Regions from separate parts of the Homo sapiens genome. Here region 1 is linked to region 2. A link is a loop called in an ENCODE intact Hi-C map of the cell type or tissue named here. Cell type or tissue: natural killer cell. All regions are shown on one strand. Links, peaks and the distances in the headings refer to the core of each region. The heading gives the core; the rest is flanking DNA. Region 1 overlaps C1orf21 (chromosome 1 open reading frame 21). Region 2 overlaps COLGALT2 (collagen beta(1-O)galactosyltransferase 2).

What was found. Peaks named below come from ENCODE experiments on the same cell type or tissue, not always from the same donor. Only the 100,000 strongest peaks of a DNase experiment are listed, where the experiment ranks them.
Region 1: it touches region 2 in a loop (20-fold over the local background); 1 of 110 quality-filtered maps calls a loop at or near these places.

Annotation. Positions count from the first base shown.
Region 1 is chr1:184,487,942-184,495,682 of GRCh38, forward strand. The region is part of intron 2 of C1orf21 (chromosome 1 open reading frame 21); the gene reads left to right. Among named protein-coding and RNA genes, the nearest start is that of C1orf21, 100 kb to the left of the region's middle. RefSeq lists an enhancer at 7,408-7,477. In natural killer cell, for the core only: no CTCF peak of the experiment used is centred there; a DNase peak (open chromatin) is centred at 3,820; H3K4me3 peaks cover 523 bases; H3K27ac peaks cover 2,850 bases.
Region 2 is chr1:183,953,651-183,961,391 of GRCh38, forward strand. COLGALT2 (collagen beta(1-O)galactosyltransferase 2) reads right to left here. Exons shown (of 12, transcript NM_015101.4): 7 at 1,112-1,188. Among named protein-coding and RNA genes, the nearest start is that of COLGALT2, 80 kb to the right of the region's middle. RefSeq lists a silencer at 2,182-2,346. In natural killer cell, for the core only: no CTCF peak of the experiment used is centred there; a DNase peak (open chromatin) is centred at 3,191; H3K27ac peaks cover 2,837 bases.

The DNA of each region.
Region 1 (7,741 bases), core at 913-5,912, 530 kb after region 2:
TCATCATCATATTAGCAGCCTGCAGTTGCGCAGACCTCTGACCTATGCAGTTTGCATTTCTGAAAATGGTTGCTTGGTTTCCTCTGATTACGCTGGAGGAGAATGCGTCATCAGTTTATTTGTAGATGTATAATTCTCTAAACTTAAAAGATGATCAATTGTCCATGTAATACTTATCTCTTTTAGATTTTAAGATATGTGTGTTCCTATGGTTTGTTCTTTCTCTGGTTTGACCTAGACCAGTTTCTGTACTGTGTAAGATGTATACGTGAATATTTGTCTTTTAAATGAAAAGACCAAAGGACATGCATGATTCAGGAATGATGAATATAATATTATGCCTCATTTCTTTCAAAGTGTAGTTTAAAAGAAATCCCACCATAGAGGTTAACAAATACATTTTTTGCTTATCAACCATAAATCTATACATGAGTGTGTGTGTCTTGTTTATCATGCAGAGTGAGATGTTGGTAGAAGTAAGGAGTAAAGCACCATGAGAGGGCTAGAGGCAGCAGACACAGATGATGCCCCAGTGATTGTAATGGGATAAATGCATCCATAAGCAGCTGAAATAAAAAGATATACCAATTAATTGGGTACCATTTCAATTCACATTTTATTCTTTGAAGATATTCTGTTATTTGTGATTATAATATTAAAAATGAAATCCCCCAATTTATCTCTTCATATTAGAATTTTTCAGATTAATCTAAAAATTTAACTGTCAAATAAGAAACTGTAGGCTGGGCACAGTGGCTCACGCCTATAATCCCAGCACTTTGGGAGGCCGAGGCGAGCAGGTTGCCTGAGCTCAGGAGTTCGCAACCAGCCTGGGCAACACGGTGAAATCCTGTCTCTACTAAAATACAAAAAATTAGCCAGATGTGGCAGCGTGCGCCTGTAGTCCCAGCTACTTGGGAGGCTGAGGCGGGAGAATTGCTTGAACCCAGGAGGCGGAGGTTGCAGTGAGCCAAGATCATGCCACTGCACTCCAGCCTGGGCGACAGAGCGAGACTCTGTCTCAAGAAAAAGAAAAGAAAAGAAACTGTAAAAGTACTACAAAAAACGCAAGTGAGTATATTTATAATCTTAGGTTGCAAAATGTCTTTCTCTTAATGCTACAAAACCCAATACCAAAAGAAAAAGTTTGTGATAAACTGTGATTATATAAAATCTAAAATTTTGATTGGCAAAAAGTAAACTACCATAAACTAAGTCAAAAGACAAATGTCAAACTGAGAATAATATTTGCAATACAACTGAAGTTAATATGACTAATAGAAAAAGACCCTTCAAAATCTGTAAGGAAAGAACTAACATACCAATTGAAAAATGGACAAAGTTCATGGCCAGGCAATTCAAAAGAGAAAAAATATAAAGGGACAAAAGAGTACAGAAAGATATTCTACTTCTCAGTAATAAAATAAACCAAAAAAACAAACCAGCAAAAAAACCCAAAGCAAAACAAAACATTTTTTACCCTTCAGATTGGGCAGGAACAGGTGGCATCTGTCTCATGCTATAATGGAGAATGTCAACGCAGAACAATTTTTCTGGGGCACAAAATAGTAACATATATCAAAAATGTAAATGAGCATGCCCTTTGCCCCAGGAGACCCAGTGCTAGGAATTTATCTTAGGAACGTAATTGGACAAGTGTGCAAACCTGTGTGTTCAAGGGTCTTTCTCACTGATGAAACATGCATGGAATAGAGCCATTAGAGATCAAGGTATTCTATATTTATTGATATGGCAAAAGGTTTGTGACAGATTATTAAGTGAAATTAGTAAAGGGATTTTATGCAGCATATCTTGTTTGTAAATTTTACTTGTTTAAAATATATGTAAAATTCTGTGTGAGTGCATAAAAGAAGTGTTTGAAAGGCCATTCACCAAAACTTTTACGATGGCAGTCTCTTTATTGTGAAGTTTCAGGTGATTCTTAATTTCTTCTTTGTATTTTTCTGTGTGTCTTGAATCTTTTATGTTTAACATTTATCATTCACTACAACTGTTTATTTTGATAAATATAATTCAAATGTTTCCATCTCCAGAAGGCCTTTAGTTGTGTTTTCAGGGCAATGGTGAAATCTATCCCAGAGGAGAAAGCACTATCACTGGAAATAGCCCCAGGGCAACAGGGATCTGACTGATAGAAATGTTAGCCCAGGCATACAGATGGAGTCTGATGACTGGCACTTGTTGGTTTCATTTAAAACCTAGCATTTCACTTCATCCTAAGAAGCACTCGTTGACTACCTTGCATGAATTAGGTGCTGTGCTAGGCACGGAGGCTGTAAAGACGGGTTAAACCTGGTCCCTGCCTTTAAGGAACTGGTAAAGATGCAATAGATGGACATCTTGACAGAAAATGTCAGTACCATAGGGTGATAAGGCAAAAGGTCTCTTTTTCCAAGGAGTGGGGGAAGACTTGTAAAGAGGATGATTAAAGCCTCAGCTGAGTCTTAAAATATGAATACCAGCCAAAGGAACTAAGTGAGACAGAGCAGGAGGTTTAGGCTGAGAGTCAGTGAGAACAAAGGCTTAGAGGTACACCACACATACAATATAGCAGGGGAGACTGGGAAACTTTAACCAACTGGTGGAGACATAACTTTAGAGAATCTCACATTAACGGCAGGAGTCTTAAATATTTGAAAATTTTACTCTGGATTTTTTTTCAAGACACTTAAAAGCTCACATAGACAATGTAAGAATCATGTTAGGGATTGGCAGTTAGGTGAAGATTTAGAAAACAGAAAATTTGATGCTAATTCCTTAAGCTGTCTAAGTGTTCAGCCTCACCTCAGGTTAGATGATTATGAACCCTGAGTAATAATGCCAGAACATGGCCTTATGTAGATGAGACCGTTTACCAGGAAGGGTTAGTAATGATTATCTCTGGGTGGTGCTGATTACTAGTTAGTTTTTGTACTTCTTTTATATTTTCCAAATATTCTACATCCCTTTTTCTAAAGAAGTTTTGTGAAAAAAAAAAAGCATTTTATAACTATGTAGGTGGTGACATTGAGAAAGAACTTGTGGAGCAAGGTATAGTGGCTAATCATATTAATTTGGGAACCAAACTGATAGGTTCCTCATTTGTAAAATTGGAACCTACCTCATAAGATGCTATGAGGATTAAATGAATTAATAAGTAATAAAACACTTAAAATAATGCCTGGCACACAAAAAGTGCTGTATAAATAATCAGTGAACTTTATTTAGAAAGTTCTCTGGATTATTCTCTCATAAACAGCACATTTTCATCTTTATGACAGTAAAGTTTAGCATAGTGCTTTTTTTAATAAGAAGAATAAAAACTTCATTCAGAAAAAGCAAAACTTTTTCCTTAAAGTTCATTTACCTGCAGATATCATTAGTGTGTGTAGTACTTTCCTTCTTTCTTTTTTTTTTTTTTGAAACAGGTTCTGTCTCACTCTGGTTGCCCAGGCTGGAGTGCAATGGCACGATCCCAGCTCATTGCAGCCTCAACCTCCCAAGCTCAGGTGATTCTCCCACCTTAGCCTCCTAAATAGCTGGGACTACAGGTGCAAGCCCCCCATGCCCAGCTAATTTTTTGTATTTTTAGTAGAAACAGATTTTCACCATATTGCCCAGGCTGTTCTCGAACTCCTGAGCTCAAGCAATCTGCCCACCTTGGCCTCCCAAAGTGCTGGGATTACAGGCATGAGCCACTGTGCCCGGCCCTTTTCCTTTGTTTTTAGCAGTAACCGTTATGGTTACTTATAGCAAAGTTCTGGGCCACAGGCTATGAATCATCAATGACAGTGACCTTCGGGGCTTTGCTAGCTCACATGACACTGGTTAAGTGGTTTGGTTTCATTTTGCCTGTTTTCAGCCCTGCACCCAAGAGGTTGCTTAAGCTATGAGAACAAAAGTAAAGATAGGAAATAACTATGATATAATTCCATATCTCAAGTTTATTTTTAGCTAACGGGCCTTGTCTTGCTCTTCATTCTGAGGCGTAAAGTCTCTTAGGAAGAGAAGGAATCAGAAGCATGATGCAGAGTTTGACAATGACTAATTTGAAACGGAGCCATCTTCATTCTTTGTAACTTTAATCTCAATTTCTCAGTTTTTCTCAAATTTTCTACTGTAAGCAAACCTTCACAGAAATAACTCCTCTTAGAGATCACAGTGAGCTATGTGCTGTGTAAGGTTTTATTAGAACAAGCACATAAACAAAAACAAGTGGCTGTAAAGCCCAGTGAGCCCAGTTTATAGAGAAGCCATTGACTTGCCTGCAGAACCTGGTTACATTTGGATTCTGCCACAGAGTAACCATGCTACAGGGTGACCTCTGTGGGCTCTGGTTTCTGCGTCTTGGGAGTGAGTGGGTGGAACTGTGTGATTGCTATGGGAGTGTTGAGTGCTAATGTTCAAAGGTTCTATTTACCTGCTCCCCACACTATGGACAATTCACTCAACTGTGTGGTGTCAGTTTCTTTCCTGCAGTGGAGCCATTGGCAAGATTATATATGATTATTGCTTTGTTGATTGCTCTCAGAAAAAAATGGTGGTGGTGGTAGTGTTCAGCTATTAAAAGCTTTATGGTCCAGAGTTGACCAAATTGTTAATTGCATTGTGATATTTACTTTTTCAATGAAAAATTAGAAAGAAGTATCACCAATATCTTCTGTAGCTTCAGAACATTACCATGAGCCTGAAGGTGAGAAAGCTTGAAGTGTGTGGAGTTGTATCTCTGCTTCCACCTTGGCTGGCTGGTTTGTAAATTTATCTTTCATCCACTGATGCTTAAATTGGTGCTGTGCAGCTGCTGCTAGTCAGTGAAGGATTCCATTTGTTGGCTTTCTGTTTAAAGGTTTGTGGTAGAAGTCAGGGTAGGGTAGATTGGTCCTGTTGTTTGAAAAGGATAATGAAATATCTAATAGAAGACAGTTATAAACAAAATCTAGGCCAAAAGGAGAACATTTAATTTCCCAGGTTGCTGATTTTCTCAAGAGCTACTGTACTATGATCTGATCACTCTGAGAGTGTGGTTTTGTTTATTAACTTATATAGCTGTACTCTGTTGGTCCAGCCAGACTATAATAGGGCAAGAAGAAGTAAAAATTTACAGAAAGTCAGATTCTAAAGGATTATATTTCTGTGGCTATAATATTAAGTATATATAAAATTCTCTAAAATGTAACTCACAACACATGTTTAAACTATGAATAAAAATGGTCTTTGACAGTTTTTTAAAGGTTACATAATTAAAGTTTCTTGGTTGGAACAGCCATAGCTGGGGAAGATGCCTGCTGGAGAGGACACAGGCCGTGAGGAATACAATGTTTATAGTCAGCTTTCTTCATAGTAATAATCTGTGCTGGAAGCTATAATATAAATGTACATTTACATTTTATCTAAAAATAATTTTAAAAGTTTATGTACATGGCTATAAGCATTGAAGGTAAAAGAGTAAGGGTGAAGTGAAAAATCATGATGTTAAATAGCACATCTTTGAAGCTAATTAATTCCTTCAAATTGCAAAACAGTCACACGAGTACAAATCTTTATTTAGACTACGTTTGATTTTCATTTGAAAACCACATTCAAGACAAGCTAAATTACATTTAAATTCCCTTCCAGCTATAGATATGCATGCCTCACTGTATAAATGTCACTGTTGATTTTGATCTATAACCAAAGAAGAAATTGTCAAATTATGTATGAAATAGGATTTTATTTTTAATGTGGCACCAAGTATTTTTGCATTTATTGTGTTAGCTGTTTAACACAATATTTTTTCATTAACCTTTTAGTCTTCATTGCCTTCTGTCACTCAAGAGATGTCTTTTTATCTGAAAGTGTTTATAAGATCTTGAGTTTGGAGTGCAGCTTTCCTCCTTTGTTTCTTGCCTTGTTTCCCATGATGCAATTGTTAAATGGCCAGCATGTTAAAATGAAAGACAATGTGCTTTTAACTCTGATGGAACTCTGAAAATTAAAGTTATTCATTTAAGAACTATTGGTTGAGCAAATACTATAAACTGGATTTTACTAAGAGATATAACATGTAATATGATAATGATTGCCCTCATTTGGCTCACATTCTAGCAGGTAATAAAGGTAATAAAAAGAGAGACAAACATGTACTGTCAGGGAAAAGTGTCATGAGAATACAAAAGGGGATGGAGAGTTGACAGGATGGCTGTTTCAGAGTCATCTGTCAGAGAAGGTCTATCTGAGGAACTGACCTTTGAGCAAACCATGAGAATACCTGGGAACAGAATGTTTCAGGCAGAGAAACAACAAAGCCAAATTTCTGAGAGGGAGCTGGCTAGTGGATTCCAGGAAGAAGCCTGATGCCCTTGTGCCAGTAGGGTGATGGGTGACAAACTCACAGAGGCAGTCCAGGGCCGGACTGTACTGCTCTGTACACTGGCTTCTGTTCTAAAGGTAATAGAAGTCAGGAGAGGGTTTTGAGTGCAGGGGAGTGATGAGGTCTGACTGCTACGTAGGGAATAGACTATAGGAAGAGAGTGAAGCAGTTGACCAGTTAGAGTCTTGCTCAGTAGTCCTAGCAAGAGATGTTGGTGGTCTGGATTAGGGAGGTATGAATGGAGATAATGAGATATGGGCGGGCTTGGGATATTGGGGAATGATTAAATATGAGCTTCATTAGAGCATATTGTATCTGTGGTTTTCTCTGTTAAGGGCAGCAGTGGGAGGTAGAATTTTGTACCAATACAAGCTCCTCTTTAGTGGTGGCTTGCAGGAGGCAGAGTTTTTATGTTTTAGAGCAATGACCATGGTCTGAGGCTTAGCAACATGGAATGAAAAATGAAATTTGAAAATTGTGAAAGCAAAGATTTTTAAGATGGGGCTGTAAGGATTAATAGGGTCAAAATTCTACATTAATGTTTTTTGCTTTTGCTTTTTTTTTTTTTTTACCTTCTTGAGGCAAATTTGTTTGATGCTAGCTGGGATAAAAAGAACATCATTAACAGTTAAATTCCTACTTCAGTTTCCAGGGCTCAGCTGTACCCAGGCACAGGGCATGGCCCAAGTGAGGAGAAGTGCTGCAGCCCTAGAACCTCCTGGGACTGCAGTTCATCTGCACAGCATGTCATCGTCACACAGTGACATCTCATTTCATTCAACCTGAGAGTGAAGGGGTTTCAGACATGGCTTGCTTGTTCATTTTTAGCAAGTTTCTTAAGGGCCAGGGTGCCCGAAGAGGCAAGTTTCTACTCTCGCCTCCCTTCCTGTAACAGCCACCTCCCTTTCACCTGGCTCTTGCCTTCCCCCCGCAACATAGACTCTCATCCCTACACTCTTTTGTTCCTCATGGAACTCTGAGCTCCAGTTTCTGATCTCCAAGAGCTGCTCTGAGCTTTGATCCCTGTTCCCATCCTCTTCACTTGTACCCACCATCCCAGTTCAGTTTATCTTTCTTTTTATGTCTTCCCAGAATAGGAGCAGTGCTCTATGAGAAGACAGAACAAATACGCAAATGAAGCATAGATCTCTGTGGAGGTCAAACCAAGCCCCCAGATAATTTCCCATTCTGAATCTCCTTTCTGCTTTGCATTGTTACCTTTTAAAGAAAAAATTAACGTCAATATACTTACTCATCTTCCCTCCCTCCCCCCACTACCAGCATCACCATCAAATAGCATCAATATTCTCTGTAAAAGACACTGTTTTTGTTTATTACAAGATATGGTGGGCCAGGTGTGGTGGCTCATGCGTGTAATTCCAGCACTTTGGG
Region 2 (7,741 bases), core at 1,008-6,007:
ACTATTTGCAAATGAGTCTTATTCCTCTCTACTACATGCAGCTCATCTCTTCTCATTCTGCCCTTTGTGGAAATACCATAGTAGCTGTTAACTCTTCCCCACTTAATAATCATGAAATATTCTTTCCCCCTTCCTGAAGTATAGCTCCAAATCAGTCTTACGGAAGAAATCTTAATTCCCAGTTCTAGCGTCAAATCCCTTTGAGAAGGCTGTACTCTGGGGACATGTACATATATGTATGTATATGTTACCATGTGATAAATAAGGCATCTTCCTTCGATTAATCAGTGGCAATTAGCACCAAGCTCGAAGCCTGATCTGTTACATATCCAGAGTCCATGGAAGAGTTCTCAGTTTGTGGACTCCTGAGGCACTGCCCTAGCTTCTAGACCACCAAGCTCCTTCTGAATACTGTTCAGCAGCTACAGGGGACACCCATGAGAGAGTCAGTGATGTGGAGTCACAATCCCTGCCAAGTATCTGTTACGCATATTACCAGGAGGGGAACCTCTTAATATTTCTGCTTCATTCTTTATACAACTAAAACTTAATAATAAATACTACCCTTAGAATATTATTAGGAAGTTCTTGCCTGCTGAAAGGCAGAATTTTAGAACAAATATGTTTTTTTTTCTTTCTTTGTCCTCTCAACCCTGCTCTCTAACCTTTTTCCATGGAAGAATAGTAGAAATAAAAGAAAGCACAGAAAGTTCCAGAATAGTTTCCACTTGCTCAGATGTGGCAGAATAAAATTAAAGTCCTCCATATCTAAAACATGTATCCTCTGTATCTTACTCTTGAATTTTGATAAAAAGGTTGATTAAAAATATCACAATATCTGCTCCTAGAAAATATCAAATTCACTTTCATTACTAAATGGTAATTTCTTTCTAAGTAAATGATTAACTACATTTATCATGATACTCCTTTTTTTAAGATAAGGAAACTGAGAACAACAAAAACCAAGTAGTTTTCCCAAGACCTCAGAGCCATTTCAGCAGCCAAGCCAGTCTTGCTGGCTCTCAGATGCAAGCTCAGGCTTGTGTTCCAAAATGAACACACAAGCCTGCACACGCGTGCATGTGCACACACATATAGACACCTTTCCTACCTCATCAAATCCCATCTTGTCTGGATATTTAGGGACAACTGAGACATACTGGGAGGGTTCCATTGGAGGACGGTCAACTGGAAGACACAAGAAACATGCAGAGTGCTTTGTTAATGAAAGGGTCAGAAATCAGAATTCCATCCGCATGCCTGATCTCTAGGGTTGGAATATAACTTGGAAATACAGGGCAGGGGACAATGGCAGCAGTTCTCCAGGATTGAGTAGCCACACAGGAACCCTGCTGGTCAGGGCACTGGTTTCAGGAGCATTTGATTATATGGAGATTGCAACATTTGCTCCACTTCCCTTAAGACTTATTTCAAGAATATTTGGGAGGCAGTTTAGGATAATGGTTAAGAGGAAGGGCTCCAGAGTCGGATGATCTGGGTCCAAACCTTGGTTTGCGAAGGAGTAGGAGAGTTAGGGGACCTCTTTAAGCTCATTTCTTTGGTGTAAAATTGGGATAATAGAAGTGTATCTGTGTTATAAAATTTAAATGAGACCTGCGTGCAAAGCACTCACCACTTTAACACAGTAAATGCTCAACAACTCTTAGCTATTACTTACTATGGCCCATGATGAAAGAGCTCAGAAATAGGCTAGAATTTTTACTGAAAAACACTTTTTTCTCTGCATTTAAAATTGTCAAAGTGGGGGACTATTTTTATCCCACCTGGGCAGGTTTAGGTGTGGGTGCGCAAAAGGTCCATTGCTTTAACAGGATCTAACCACAGAGAGCTGGCCCATGTCTAATGGGAAGATTCCAGCTGGGAGTGACACTACTTCTTCAATAATGAAAGTTTTATTTATTTGATACTCTAAAAAAGCTTCCTTTGCAAACTATGTATTTTAAAGTTTGGAAGTAATATTGGTTAAGAAACCTGAAAAGGCCTTGAAGAATGTTTAGTATTATAAAAATTCAAAGTCCTCGAAGAATGTTTAGTATTATACAAATTCAAAGTCCTCATTTGATTTTCCTTAAAGGGATAATACAAAGAAAATTTAAAATGATAGCTGGTAACTGGGTTGTTGAAAGAACTATGGGTAATGGCCATGACTACTGTAACGTATCTGTTCACCTCTATTCCAGGCACAGGAGAGGAATACACTCTCTTGCCCTTGAAGTTACTCAGGGCTATATGACTTTCTGGGGAAAGTTTATAGTGTGGTGCTGCTGCTCCACTCTCCAAGGGCTCCCCCGACACTGCCCTTGGTCCCACCACTGTGCTCATAGCGGCATGTGTGGATATGGATAGCAGATGTGAATTGGAAGCAGCCTGGAACATTGCATCAACACATGAAGGGCAGCTCCCAGGAAAGACACCTGCTCTGCAGACTTGGATAGCAAGAAATAAGCCATTGTTGTATGAAGCCAATCAGATTTTTATATTCCAGCATAACTTTGCCCATCCTGAGATACTGTCCAAAGGGTATGATCTGTTTAACTTCACTGAAATATTATAGAGAAATCCTGACATCCAATTTTACTTATTGGCGAATGATGTGAAATTCTAGAACGTAGTGAGACAGAGTTCTTAGGCCAAACACAAGAGCTGGTCTCATTACTTCAAACTTGACACTTACAGTCATATTTCTGTGCATATGCAGTGCATGTCTTTGTCTTCCCAATAGCAGCCGAGAATATTCTGGTCCTTTCTGCTCCACTCCACTCCTTATTAGTTTCTTTTAAAATCAATAGGGAGGGTCCACCAGGTACACGGTTAGGTTTTTAAGAGAAAGAAGCTTAATGTACCAGCTTCCTCCTGTTCATGATATTGTCTGAGGAGCTGTCTCACTCTCCCTCCTGGGGCCTGAGACTTGGGAAGATGTTATATTTTGAGTTACCCATTCTAGGCTGCTGGTCTCCTTTGGACTCACATGGCCTGTGTGGCTTTAACATTTCAGCCAAAGAGACTGCTTTTAGCCACTTTGTTTCCATCAAACATAGGCAGTCATTGCATTCACAGGACAAGTGTTGCAAAAAAAAAGCCACAAGTGGTTGGCTCCCGAAAGTCATCACTGAGCAAAAATATCAGAGAAGTGTGCTTGGGTTTTGCCACTGAAGGCAGCAGTAAGCCACAGAGGAAAACAGGAAGTGATACAGTGAGTCAGACCTAAGAAACTTAGTCTGTGGGGAGAAGGATGTATCTTTGCTGACAACAGACTTGAAGGTTAGGTATATCCTGGCTTCTGTTTGTAGTCATTTCTGACTCCATCTTTCATAATTGATCTGGTCTCTCATTAAATCCCTTCCTGGAAATAATCCTTCCCTGTACTGCCACTTGGGACAATGGGCTTCATTGCTTTCGGGATAGTTTCAAGATCTAATGTGAATAATTACAGCCATTGTTACAGAGGTCTTATCACTCACAGAACCCAGAGTTCTGTGAGTGATATATATATATGTCACATATATACTTGACATATATAATCACATATATTTAATGTTCACATGTACCATGGGATATGTATGAGTGTCTCTATTTTTATAGACAAGGAAACAAACATTAAATAACTTGCCCAAGATCACAGAGCTGATAGAGCTGGTATTTGAACCTAGGTCCTACTCCTTTACCGGAGCTCTTAATTCCCATTCCACATCATCCCCAGAGCTAGTCCTTGGTGGCCACTGGTATTAGCCAACCAGGCAACTGGGCTGGGTCCAGAGTAGCTCATTTAAGCCCAGTCATGTCTGGAATAGTACATGATAGATTGTACTTGGATCAAATCCTACCGCTTCTTCTCTATAATTTCTCCTGAACTTCTTCCATTGTTGCAGCCTAGCTTGGGTCCTTACCCACTATGCCTGGGCTGTTTTTGATTTTTTTCAAACACTTACATGCTCTCAGTCTTTCCTATTCTAATTAATCATGCTCACTGTTGTCAAAATAATCTTCCGCCGCACAGCTCTGTTCTCAACTGTAACAGTCACACTCAACACTATATTTAAGGGCTTAACAGGTTGCTAGGTGTTTTCATAGTCACCATGTAATTTTATCTTCACTTTTTTGTGGTGGTTTTTTTTTTTTTTTTTTTTTTACAAATAAAGAAACTGAGACCAAGCCAGATGTAGACTTGTCCAAGGTCAAATACTGAGTGATTGGCAGAGCTGGAACTCAGTTTTAGACATAACTTCAAGTCCAATTATCTTAATAATTTTTACATGATGTACTGTTGTCTCAAAATGTCAATACTGAGAGCAGGTACCTGAGACTTCCTATCACCTTATGCTGTAATTTGCAAGAGTAATCTCCTCATGCTTTATAGACCATTTAAATCTAACATCTTTATAAGATCTGGCCTCCTGTCATTCATCTCCCGAAGGCAGCACATCCCCAAATTCTCTGTGCAGCTTCTAATGTACTAAATGAGTTATCACATGAAAAGAGATGGGCACAGTGCTTTTAATAAGTGTTAGTCATTGTCGTCATAACCCTTCTCCCACCTCACTCAAATTCTTCAACTCTGATTTCTAAAACTCCAGTCTACAATTCAGAAATTCCCTGACCATCCCCTTCACAAGATTTTCAATTCTCGTCCACTGATGCCTGATAAAACCCTAATCCTGGTTAAACCCATTGCCCACTTACTCAGCACCAAGAGGACTACTGGGAGAAACATACACAATTGTGTTGACTGAGTCACTTCAAAGCTACAATCACAGATGTCAAATTGGCACTTGACACCACCAAATGATGTAAGTGTCCTTTCATAGTAAATTTATTTTCCCACTCTTTGAGAGATTGTATCTTTTGTCTTCTCTCTCCTAAAATCTCCAAAATCTCTGTCTAGCTCATGACTGACTGGCCTATATACTTCAGAAAGAAAATATTCAAAATCAAATTAGATCTACCTTTTCAATCCACCTCAAGTCCACAAACCAAACTGCATGTGTATCAATACATTCTGCCATCCCATCTGCCACAGTAGATGAAGTTTCTATCTAGTATAGCCTCTGCAATATTGTTCTGGGCTGCAACCCAGGACAAAAACCCTCTTGTTTTCACCTTATAATTACCTTCTCTTTTACATCATCAAGATCTCCTTATATACTGGATCCTTGTGACTGGCATAAAACATACTGTTATATTTCTATTTTTTTAAAAAAACAGTACAAACAACCTAACCAGAAAAACCTTTCCCTTGACCTCTTACCCCCAACAGCCTCCATCGGATTTCTCCATTTCCCCATCCCATCAAGATTCAGCTTTCTCATCTCCCCATTGGCTTCTCTTCAGTCCACTTGAATGGATTTGTGTTCTCATCATTGCACTGAAGTGGCCCATGTCAAGGTCATCACAGACCTCTCTCTTGACAGAACCAATGACCAATTCTTTATCCTTATTTTCCTTGGCTTCTCAGCAGCATCTTGGCTCCGTCTTGAAACACTTCTCAATTTTTCCTCCTAGCTCTCTGGCTGTTTTGTCTTCCCCAGGGATCTGTCCTCTTCTCATCCTGTGTTCTTTTACTACATGAGTTCAGACTGTTCCACAGCTTCAAATATCCTTCTGATGCTGATGATTCTCAAATATCTGTCTCTAGCTGGAGTTTCTTCCCTGAACTCCAGACTTATATATCCAACTATCTTCTGCCTTTCTATTTAGATGCCTATTAAATATCTTAAACTTACGTGACCAAAACTAGCTCCCCAACCCCCAGTCTTTTTCTATAAAGTCTTTCCCATCTCAGTAAATGGCATATCAGGCTAAAATCTTGGACTCATCTTGATTCCTTTCTTTCCTTCATGGACTGCATTCAGGTCTCTGTAAGTCCTGTTGCTCCACCACCAAAATATATCCTCAACCTGTCTGTTTCTCATCAACTCCTTGCTAGAGCTCACATCCCAATCACCATCATGTCCCACCAGGAGAGAGGTACTGGTCCCCTACAATCTAGTATCCTCACCACAGCCCAAATGATCCTTCTAAATGCACAAGTCACTTCAGGCCATGCCCCCTCTGCCCCACCCCATCTTCCACGGATTCCCATTACTCTTGGAGTAAAATCTAAATTCCTTACCATGGCCAGAATGTTCGGTGTGATCTGGACATTTCTTCTTCCATTACTTCATCTCCCTTGACCCAACTCATTCTTTATGCCCCAATCATGCTGGCCTTTTGTCCCTGGAACACCCCCAAGCTTTTCCTGTCTAACAGTCTTTACATGTGCTGTTCTTTCCACTTGAGACATTCTTCACCCAAATATTCATATGGCTGCTTCCCAGATATATTGTCTATTGTCTAACTCTCTGTGTTAGAATATAAGTTCCCTGATGGCAGGGCTTCTGCCTGTTTTGTTCACTGCTTTATGCCCAGCATCTTGAACAATCTGCGGGGTACAGTATGTGTTGAATAAATCCTTACAGCCTGATTATCTCTTCTAACACCTTCATTGGCTCCTTAAGATAGGAATTCTTCTTTAGCTGAAGAAGAATTCAAGGACTACAACAATGAAGCCACTCCACCCTCTCGAACTTTATTTCTGCCTACTGTTTTAAGTCAGCTCTCCTTCAGCATGAGAATACTTCGTCTTTTCTTGGTCTGTTTCCTCTGCCTGTAGTGTCCTCACCATACCACTCTTCTTGTTTAAATTTTACACTTGTACCCAAGCTTAGCCTAAGAACGATTAGGACTTGAGGCTCTCCTGGATCACACAGGCCATAGCAATCTCTCTCTATCCCAAATTCCTATTTCTTTGATATTTTCTCCTTTCTCAAAATGCTATACTGTGTTGTTAGTGTTTTTTTAACATCTGTCTGTTTCTCCTATTAAATCATACATACCTGAAAACAGAGAATTGATCATAAAATGTTTTGAATCCCTAGTACCTTCAGAGAAGACGCATACATTACAGGCATTCTATGTTTGCTCATGAACAAAATGCATATACTAATGCAAGCTTGTTCAACCATGGCCCGCAGGCCACATGTGGCCCAGGATTGCTCTGAATGTGACCCAATACAAATTTGTAAACTTTCTTAAAACGCTATGTGATTCTTTTTGTGATTTTTTTTTTAGCTCATCAGCTATTGTTGTGTTAGTATATTTTATGTGTGGCCCAAGACAATCTTTCTTCTTCCAGTGTGGCCCAGGGAAGTCAAAATATTGGACACCCCGTTCCTATTCTTCAATCAGTATAGTCTAACAACACTATTAGCAGCCATTTATTTACTGCTTATTGGGTTCTAGGCACTATGCAAAGTGTTTTTAACACCTAGTTAATCTTTTATTAGAGAAGGATACTTGACTGATAGGATTTTGTCATTACCAACTTTTTATCAATCTTACACGGACTTCTAGGCCATATTTCTTCATTATACACCTCAAAATTTTATTTTTCCAACATTTTCTTACTCCTATTGTGTTCTATATTTTTAGAATTCAGGACAGAAGGTAAGTATAAGAATGAAATAAAATGCGATATGTAAAGTGCTTAGCACTAGAGGTGGCATGTGTTGGGAGATCAATGATGAAAGCTATAATTTACAGGTTCTTCTCAAATGAACTCTACCTGGCTAGCATGGTAGTGTGCATATTTGTAATTTACAATCATTAAAATCTTTATTGATGACACGTGCATTTCTGTGTACTGAGAGCTTATACTCTCAGCCCTGTGGGAGAAAACAAGAGA